3 separate regions of the Homo sapiens genome follow, and regions 2 and 3 are each linked to region 1. The links are chromatin contacts, found by Hi-C in ENCODE. All regions are on one chromosome and are shown on one strand. The core of a region is the stretch at or near the end of the contact, and the rest is flanking DNA. Distances in the headings are between cores, read along the strand shown. Region 1 has its middle 42 kb from the start of LINC02392. Region 2 holds the start of LINC02458 (long intergenic non-protein coding RNA 2458). Region 3 has its middle 21 kb from the start of LINC02458.

Region 1 (3,176 bases), core at 408-2,907:
AAGGACACAGTATTGTGTAGTAGGGAACACCATAGGACAACAGTTCTAGCTAAAGCAGGATTAAGAAAGACATATAGTCTCCTTTGGTCAATACCTGAGACTTTGTGAGGTATATTGTATTTGGGGAGCTGTCTGAATCCCAAAAGGAAACTCTCTCAGTACAAACCTTCAATTTGAAATAGTAGTAAAGAGACATTCTATGAAATAGGTCTTTTCAAAAACTTATAGGAAGATGAGGGAAGTTGATGTTAACAGCTGAAGTTGGTTGTCTTCCCCCTCTTTGACAAATTCAAAATGACAGGAAGATGTAAATTCTTGCCCTACCCCTCCGTATTGTGAATTTCATTTCTTCTGTGAGGGTAAAACTTATTTGCCTTTCTTCTCGGGTTTTTTTGGGAATATCCTTTTTACTCACTTGTCAGAGAAAGTGCATTTTTTTAAAATCCAAAAAATAAGTATAGCTTTTTTGGTTTAAAATATTTCTTTTTAGAAAACTTCCCTGGAAGCATAGTATACTGATATCAAAAAAGCAAATATCTTGTTGTATCTTGTCAATTTCATAGGAAATAATAAAACTCCCCCAATTCTCAGAAGCATGTGACTTTGTGTCCAATATGCAAAATTTTATTTTGGAAGGAAATTGTGTATCCAGGTTATTTTTATTTTCTATGTTGTGCTATAATTAATTTTCAAGTTGCACTGTTAAGAACTTGTTTTTTTTCTCTGTTTATGTTACTTTTATTTATTTATTTGGTATGATGTGTTTAAGCTGCACTTATCTTCGTTCTGATGAACTGGTTAGAGCTTTTAAGAGCTCTTTACAAAGGTGTATTAAAACTAGCTCGAGAGCAAGGATTGCCTTAGTTAAAAAAGGTTTTTTAAAAATGTGTCTCCCCCGAGGAACCTACTCAAATTACTTTAAGAAATAAAAACGTTCGGGGCATGCCTGGCAACTATCTGATGGGAAACAGTTCATCTATGGGAGTGCCTGTTGGGAAGATTAGTCCTAGGGCAGATTGCTCAACCTTTCCTGTGCTGAATAGCTCCTTTGCTTTTTACCTGAAGGATCCAAATTAAAATTGGGGAGGGTTGATTGAGGTGAATACTGGTGGTTTAGAGGCGGCACACACACAAACACACAATGGCATGTTTGAAGCCTCCCGAGAAACAGCATTTTATCCCTGTTCCCCCTACTGTAGATGACATAACAAAAGCAATAATAACAGCATTAACAAAAACGACGATTTATTGAGTGTTTCCTCTCTGCCAGGTACTGAAAACCACTTTCTAAAGTAGTGACTGCTGTATACACTTTCCGCAACTAAAAACTTGAAGTTCAGACTGGGCATGCAATTTAACTAGAAGTAAACCACTAGTAAACAGAAGAGCTGGAGTTTTAATTCTGGTCTATTTGATTCCTAATCCCATAGACATAAATAAGGCCTCTCTTCCTTCCTCTCTCTCTTCCCCTCTTCATCCCTCTTTGTGTTGGCTCCATAGCCAACACCCTGCCCCAATGTTATTTTTTTTTTTCTTTTCGGAAGTCTGTAGGGGCATAGGGCAGGGTCATATTGCTGCTAATGGGTTTAAGTAAGCCATCTAAATACAGAATGTGCTAAGGACAGGCCTGGCTACCCAGTTATAGCCTCCTTTTAGCTTTGGCTAGAAAGAAATCCCCAGAGCAAGTGTTGAACGTGGTCACCCACGCTACTTCCTTTCTTGGCTGAAGGTCAGAGAGAGTGAATTCTGGACCCAGCACAAAGTCTTATTCAGGAAATCATAACTGCCACAACCCAAGCACTCAGAATCTCAGCTTTGAAACTGAGTTTGTGGTCATTGCCCAATTTTATTGGCTTTGATAGTGTGTGGTTCTGGCTTCCAAATAAACATACTCATTTTTTTTTTTGCTGTAATTTTTGACATGCTGCCTTTTGAAACAATAATAGTAACTCTATAAATAAGTAGCTTTTAAATGGAAATATTTCCCAATTTAATCCCCTCTACTAAATATTTAATGAATATGTAATAAATAAACATATCATTCATGGAATAAAATTCTACCATTATCTCTACATGATAATTTTTTTAAAGAGTGAGATTCTCTTCTGGAAAAATCTTTAACAGTAGTTTATTTAGAAACAATATGATTCTGTTAATTTTACTTTCCTTCCTGCAGTCTATTTTGTGGTTGCTTTTATTTCTGCAGTTTTAAAAAGAGATATAAAATTAATTTCTTAAAGAAATTTTGACTCTTGATTCTTCTTAAGCATCCAAAGTATAATCTATGCTATATTGAATGGTTGCAAAAATGAACATGACATAATGTAAATATATTTAATTAGAAAAATAACAAATTTTAAAAAGTAAAATTTAAAAATTGAAAGACCTAATGCTCAAGTTATTTGAAAACGATACATCTTGAGAATTACAACATTCAACTGTTCGCCTATTAACTTCAAGCACCATTAAATGCCTCTGTGCTTGTACATAATTGTGCTGTGAAGGACAAGAGGAATTAACACCCAAAACCAGCTCTACTTCTCTGTGAAACTTGGATGAAACACATGTTGTTTCTTCTCAGTTGGTCTCTTATTCCTAAAAATCATAATTTCCTTGCTTATTTACATGCATGTATTCCTTCTCCATTCCCTAATCCCTAAGAGTATGTCAAATCTCCGTTATTATTTTAGTCCTTAATACCATTACATTTTACAAATTATATGTTTACCTATAATTATGTACTTTTAGAGTCTGATTAATAATGATCTTCTCCACTGTGAGATCCACGTGGCAAGTAGTTTTATGCATTTTATTCATAATATATATCTATATCACTAAAGGCAAGATTGACATAGCATCTGCTCAACAAACTTGTTGAATAAATAAATAAGTCAGTGAAGGAGGGGAAGTTACTATAATCTGTTTAAGTTTTATTATATCCCACTAGACCATGAATATGGTGTATTTCAAAAATTGTTTCACCAAATATAGAACACTCACCATATTTCAGCCACTGTTTAAGGCAATAGAATTAAGCAATGAATACAATCCTATATAGTACCTATCCTCAAGAAGCTAGGAATGAGTGTGAGGTAGGGACACATATATTCAGAGAAACTAGAAATAAATACTATATAGACAGTGGTTGAAGCTATGAAGGGGAAATATAAGGTACC
Region 2 (3,176 bases), core at 373-2,872, 1.2 Mb before region 1:
ATAGTGTCATCCCAATTTTGTTTAAAAACAGTATACATCTAGTAAGATATAAACCAAAATGTTAAGGTTAGTTATCACTGGTTTATGAGACTATAGTTTATTTCTATATTTTTAACACTTTTCTGCATTTTTAATATTTTCTATAATAAATAAGTATTCATTTTTCATGACAAAAAGAAATGTCATGTAATAATATGAAGTCAAACATATATCAAATATTGATACTGCAAAAGTTTTCTTTTGTGAACCAGTTGAATCCATAGAAGGACCGCTCTCAGAGCTCAAACACAGTGCTCCAGGGTGCTACCTGCTGCTTAGAATTCTCCATAGGAGAAACGAGAAAAAGAAAAACCAAGCCCAGTTATGCTTCTCTGTGCCAGTTTTTCAAGCCAGCATATATAGAAGTATCTAGAAGATATACAAATGATTAGGAAACAGGAAGTTCAGCCAGCCACATTATTTAGGATCATGTCAAATACATCCCTAAAAATTAAAAAGTAATAATGATTTCCGTATTTCTTATTAATCTTAATTCGTGAGACAAGGCCTTTGTATCAATTCATAATAAATTTAGGAGTATTCGTGAAAAATTTTAAATACAATATATACTTTGACCAGCAACCCCACTTCATGGACACTGACCTACAGAAAGACACATTTGTGTACCAAGTTTCATGGCCAAGAATTGTACAGGAAAACATTGTAAGAACAAAGATTTCCACTAAAGGGGAAATGATTTTAACATTATGAGACATTTATACTATGTAATGCTATCCATCTGCCAAACAGAATGCTATAGACTTCTACATATGGACATGGAATGATCTCCTACACGTATTAACTGTAAGAAAAATAAGCAAATTCAAGAACTATTTCCCAAAGAAACCCCTTTTATGTTTTAATAAATCTATATGTGTGTATAGATTTGTATATTTATATATGTAAATACATAGAAATATTGAAAAGGTCTAGAAAGATACATACCCAGTTATTAACAATGACTATGTCTAGGAAAGGTCGTTTTTAAAACTTTATATTTTCTGAATTGTTTTAATTCCTTCATACACACACATTTCCATTTATAAACTTGAATTCAGTTGAACTCTTGGCAGGGATGGAAGACATGGTGTCCATCTAGCCACAGAGACATAACTGATAGCTCAGACTGGTAGGAGAATCAATTAACGCACTCATTCAACAAACATTTATTGAATATTTACAAGATGCCAAGCCTATGCTAGAAACTGTAGGTGCAAAAATGAAAATAGTAAAACATTGTCTCTGTCTTCAAATTTTCCACGAAGGTATACATACCTCATTAAAAAAATCTGGATTTTCACTTGTTCTTTATCTTATATGTTTTTTATAAAGTTAGTAGAAACAACGGTTTCTTAGTGTTGCAGAAAACGCAGTAATGAATCATTAACAATGAATCATTAACAATGAATCAACAGTGGCTCGAGGAAACATCTTTATGACTTACATCATTAAGATTTGAAGAATTGATTCTGCTCCCACCTCCTAACATATACCCTTCTACCCCTAAGCTCACGGTTGATGCCAAAATCTCTTTATTGTGAGTTACACGGAGACAGGAGCAGCGACGCAAGCTACGTGAAGTCTACTAAATCCACTGTTGCCCTCTCGGTAAACCAGTATGAATGCAGCAACAGGAAGGACCACAAGATGGCAGACTGGAAACGAGTCATGGAGCCTACAGCAGGCGATGAGGTGCTACAGCCAGTGGAATCCCGTAGCCCTGGCATCTGAAGAGAGACTGGGAAGGGCTTTATAGATCTGTTGAACGGAGGGATCAGAGCGAAGAACAATTTTGGCACCACTCTAGTGCTTGCTCACATCTCTTAGTGTTCTATTTAGTTGTTTTTACCATCTAAAAAACAAACCATGTTCATCTCTTCTTCCCACCCCAAATAGATAGTCATACTCATCAAAATCAATCATAGCTTTCTATTTTAGTATGATTGAGTAGCAGAATTTTTAAATTGGACAGGATCTCCCCAAATTTGAGGATGAGGTGCTTCATGCATAGGGAGGAGGCAGAAAGATAGATAGGGACCTGGTGGGACAAAGAAGCACAAGTCCACATTGTCATAAGGAAAGGCTCTTTTCATGATGTATGGGGACTAGGGTTGAGAAATTATTTTCAGGAAGTTGTGTGAGTAAGGCCAAAACTGTAATTTTCCAGACTTTATACCTGTGCATGCAGAGACACATAGGTAAAGATGTTGAGTAATGTGAAAGTGTACATTGGTGCTGCTGTTCTTATTTAAGCAGATAAAGTATCTACATAACCTATGATCCAGCCATTTCATTCCTGGGCATATATCTCAAATAAATCCTCACACAGGCTTGCAAGCATATATGCACAAAGATGACAGTGTGGTTTGTAGTGTCCAGCAACTGGAGGTAACCTGGGTGCTCATAATTGGGAGAGTAGATAAGTAAGTGGTGGCTTACAGATATTTACAGGATCATGCATAAAAGGGCAAATGGCCAAGCAGCACATATTTTGACCTGCCAACACGGTGTTGACCAGGATGGCTCTTGGAGACAGAAGGAGCAGACATCTGGGACCTCCAATATTGTCCTATCATACTCTGAGACAGTGCACAGCAATCTGGCAGGGCCAACTGTCTGACTCTAGGAAAAGGACATTGAACCTTGAGCTAGGAGGTTTGAAAGCTGTGATTGAGGTGGCATTGGCCTCTTTTGAAAAGCAAAATCCCAAAGTGTATTTTGAGAACATTGATAATTTGTTGTCAAGACAAGTTGCATAAAAAGCCGGCCCGGCACGGTGGCTAATGCCTGTAATCTTAGCACTTTGGGAGGCTGAATGGGTGGATTGCCTGAGCTCAGGAGCTCAAGACCAGCATAGACAACATGGTGTAACCCTATCTCTACTAAAATGCTAAAAAATTAGCCTGGCATGGTGGTGCGGGCCTGCAGTCCCAGTTACTTGGGAGGCTGAGGCATGAGAATCACTTGAACCCGGGAGACGGAGGTTGCAGTGAGCCGAGATCACACCACTGCACTCTATCCTGGGCCACAGATCAAGACTCTGTCAAAAAGAGAAAAAAAGGCAAAAGTAGAATAATTAATACTGTGTGGTATAGACACAGAGTCAAATTTATTGACCAGAACAGAATAGACATCAG
Region 3 (3,176 bases), core at 354-2,853, 1.2 Mb before region 1:
CATAATCATATCTTACAGCAACAGCTTTCCCTGAGTTTTCTATGTTTACTAGTAAACTATTACTGTTGAATCAACTTTTTTTTTTTCACCAATGCCTTGATTTTCTCTTGGGAAACTACCTCTTACATATTCTCAGTGCTGTAATTAAAACAGGGCCGGCTCCATACCCTGACTTCAGAAAAAGGTAAGTGACACAGGGCTGCCCAATGGGAGTGCTATGTCCTCTGAGCAAATCAGAGACAATGAGCGTCAGCCCAGGACTTGAGAAAGAAAAGCTCTGTTTCCACTGGGCTATGAAGCTGAACTGAGAGAATAGACTCAGAAAGAAGTCAAAAGAGAGAAACACAGAGTTGAGAGATTTCTGAGGAAATGGTTTGAACACCTCCAGCCAGTCATTTCATATGCCAATATGGGGAAGTTTTGTCATGTGTTGACTTGGCTAAGCTACACTCTGTCACTCAGAATCCCCTTTGCTATAAATGTCTGATTAGAGTGGAACGCAAAAGACATTTTGCATGGGATTCAGAAGGTGGAGGTGAAGGCAACCACATTGTTTTTATGTCTGAAAGGGCTGGGCAGGGGCACCAGGTTCTGCTGCAGTGCATGTGCTTTGTCAGTTATCTACTGACTTTCCTTTGTTGTTGTGAGTCAACAGCCAGATTTACATCTACTCCACCTTCCCTCAGATTCTCTTACACTTTCACCGGCTCCTGGGCCAAGTGCATGTTTAGCTTGCACTTGGAAAGCATGACACTTGGAAAGATGACAAAGGGTGCCATCTTTCCTTCTGCAGGAAGGAGTTGACGTGGTCTGCAGATGATAAGACACAGACCAGGTTCCAGTCCATCCTCAGAGGTCAGATATATATATATATATATATATATATATATATATATATATATATCCCACTTTCCTGCTAGACAGCTAGCTCTGAAGTCTTCATGCTCCAGCATCAGAAATGAAGACAACAGCTATATGAAAACTCATGAACTAACCAGCTTTCAAAATTGCATAGATCTAATTCTTGTAATAAATCTCTTAGTGTGTGTGTGTGTGTGTGTGTGTGTGCGCGCGCACAGACACCTTTGATCGATTGAGCCGTTCTCTGATTGGACCCCAGCTGATACAGAATATTATCAAGTATCTTTTTCATTACATAGTTAATGTTTAAGTCAGTATGGTTTAAGTTTAAATTTAAGCCAGATGGAATTTGGTTTCTGTCACTTGCCACTAAAAAATGATTAATATGCAGGATTACCCTATTTTGACTAAGCAACTTGATATCCTGAGGGCAAGATCTGTCCTTCGCTTCTCCTTAAATCCCCAGCATGCAGCAAAATGTCAGATACATAGTAGGCACTCGACAGGCACATGTTGAATGAACTAACTAAAGGCCACAGAATAAAAATATTCTCTAGGGGACCCAGAGTTGAAGCCTCACACAATGTGAATCGTGTGGAAGATGAAATGCGAGATGAGAGGAACCCCATGCCTCTGCAGAAAGCCATGAAGATCCTGGGTCTGAGAAGCAGCTGGGCCTCCCACCTGGCCGCCTGGAGGAAGGCGCAGCACAGGCCTGACATCTCATGTTCACCACAAGCACAACAGGTGTCCTGGGGCCAGCCAGCCCTCGCACGGAAGCGAACTTCCTGTCACTGCCGACAGGGATTCACTAGATGTACATAACAGAAGTGGCGCAGGAAGGCATTTTTTCAATAGAAAATTTGAAAGCATATCAGATTCCTAGAAAAGGAAGCTTCTGAGAAGGTGATTTCACAGTAAGAAACCCCATGAATCATTAAAAGGATTTATATCTGAGATAAAACATAAATGTGAATCATTCTTTGTGCTTGTCTAGAACATTTTAAGAGAGCCTAAGGAAGTAAGTGGTTCATGGGAACCACAAAGACAAAAATTTCTCAACAGAAACCTTCCAAATGGTTTGACTGATATTCAGCATAAGTGAATCAGGCAATGAGCCAATTTATTTCCAAGAAGAAGCCTTCACAGAGAAAAAGATGTGACAATCACCTTGAATATTGAATCAAAATGGCAGAGGGCAGGCTAATCATGACCCCCAAAGATATCCAAGATCTAATCCTGGAACCTGTGAATATTACCTTATATAGAGAAAGCACATTTGAAGATGTGATTAAATTAAGGCTGTTGAGATGGGAAGAGTGTCCTGGATTATCCAAGTGGACCCTAAATGCAACCACAAGTGTACTCGTAAGAAGGAAAAAGAGGTAGATTTGACCATGGAGGAGATGGTGATGTGAAGAAGAAGTCAAGAGAGATTTGAAGATTCTGGCCTTGACAATGAAGTAAGGGGCCATGAGCCAAGAAATGCTATTCTAGAAGGTAGAAAAAATGTAAGAAAAGGGATTCTTCCTAGAGCCTCTGCTGGTGGTGGGATGGATGGGGGTGCATGGTCCTGCCAACACCTTCATTTTACCCTCTTAAAACCTATGTTGTACTTATACCCTCCCACCCCCGAGAACTGTAAGAGAACAAAGTGTGCTGTTCTAAGTCATCATGTTTGTGATGATTGGCAAAAGCAACCATGGGAACCTCATATTACGGACCAGACCCCAGAGCCACAGCTTGCTGGATGTAGAAAAGAGGAAACAGTGCTGAACATGGGCCTACTGGAAAGCAGGATGCTGCAAAGACCAAAGACTTACAGAAAAGAGTCCAAATTGGCTCCCCACCCCAAAGGGTACTCTTCTGAAATACAGAATAATCTGCAGCCCTCTATCCCTGCCCCAAAAGAAACCTCTCTTCTCTACATCAAGCATAAGAAAAATGCTTGATGGATTTCCTGGATCCACAACCATCTACTCTCCTAAATTTTTTTCTGGTGACCTTGGTATCTGTCCCATTGACTCGCCCCTTCCTTTCATCTCTATGCTTGGCTCCTTCTAATCGACATTTCACTTAGCTTGAAGGTTTCTTTCCCTGGCTTGACTTTGGCATATTGTCTTTAGGGTTCTACTGGTTCCATGTCTCATATCCCATTGGCCTGAGCAGCTCTTCTTCCATATTCAACCATGGTTCATGGAATCCCATCTGGAATTATCAGCCCAGCTCACCTTAGTTTTCTATGAAGAAGGTGTAGTGGAACAGAGAAAAGCACTGGCTCTGGAGCCAGAGAGAGACAAGATTTTGGAACCTGG

Evidence for each region. Hi-C counts contacts between places; a loop is a spot of excess contacts on that map. Pooled maps may share reads with other maps.
Region 2: a loop to region 1 is called in a map of B cell, with 6 times the contacts of the local background. The contact joins the promoter of LINC02458 here to the enhancer-like site in region 1. A Hi-C loop is called at or near these places in 1 of 168 maps with a recorded cell type or tissue (B cell), 2 of 37 single-sample maps with no recorded cell type and 3 of 50 pooled maps.
Region 3: a pooled map shows a loop between it and region 1 (5-fold over the local background). The contact joins two enhancer-like sites. A Hi-C loop is called at or near these places in 5 of 37 single-sample maps with no recorded cell type and 5 of 50 pooled maps.

What each region holds. Positions count from the first base shown.
Region 1 is chr12:90,249,239-90,252,414 of GRCh38, forward strand. No RefSeq gene overlaps it. Among named protein-coding and RNA genes, the nearest start is that of LINC02392, 42 kb to the right of the region's middle. Within about 2 kb of position 1,658, at least 5 of the 41 ENCODE cell types and tissues checked have a DNase peak (open chromatin) inside an H3K27ac peak, as active enhancers do.
Region 2 is chr12:89,018,070-89,021,245 of GRCh38, forward strand. LINC02458 (long intergenic non-protein coding RNA 2458) reads right to left here and starts at 1,623. Exons shown (of 3, transcript NR_038385.1): 1 at 1,484-1,623.
Region 3 is chr12:89,038,713-89,041,888 of GRCh38, forward strand. No RefSeq gene overlaps it. Among named protein-coding and RNA genes, the nearest start is that of LINC02458, 21 kb to the left of the region's middle. RefSeq lists an enhancer at 362-431. Within about 2 kb of position 1,604, at least 4 of the 41 ENCODE cell types and tissues checked have a DNase peak (open chromatin) inside an H3K27ac peak, as active enhancers do.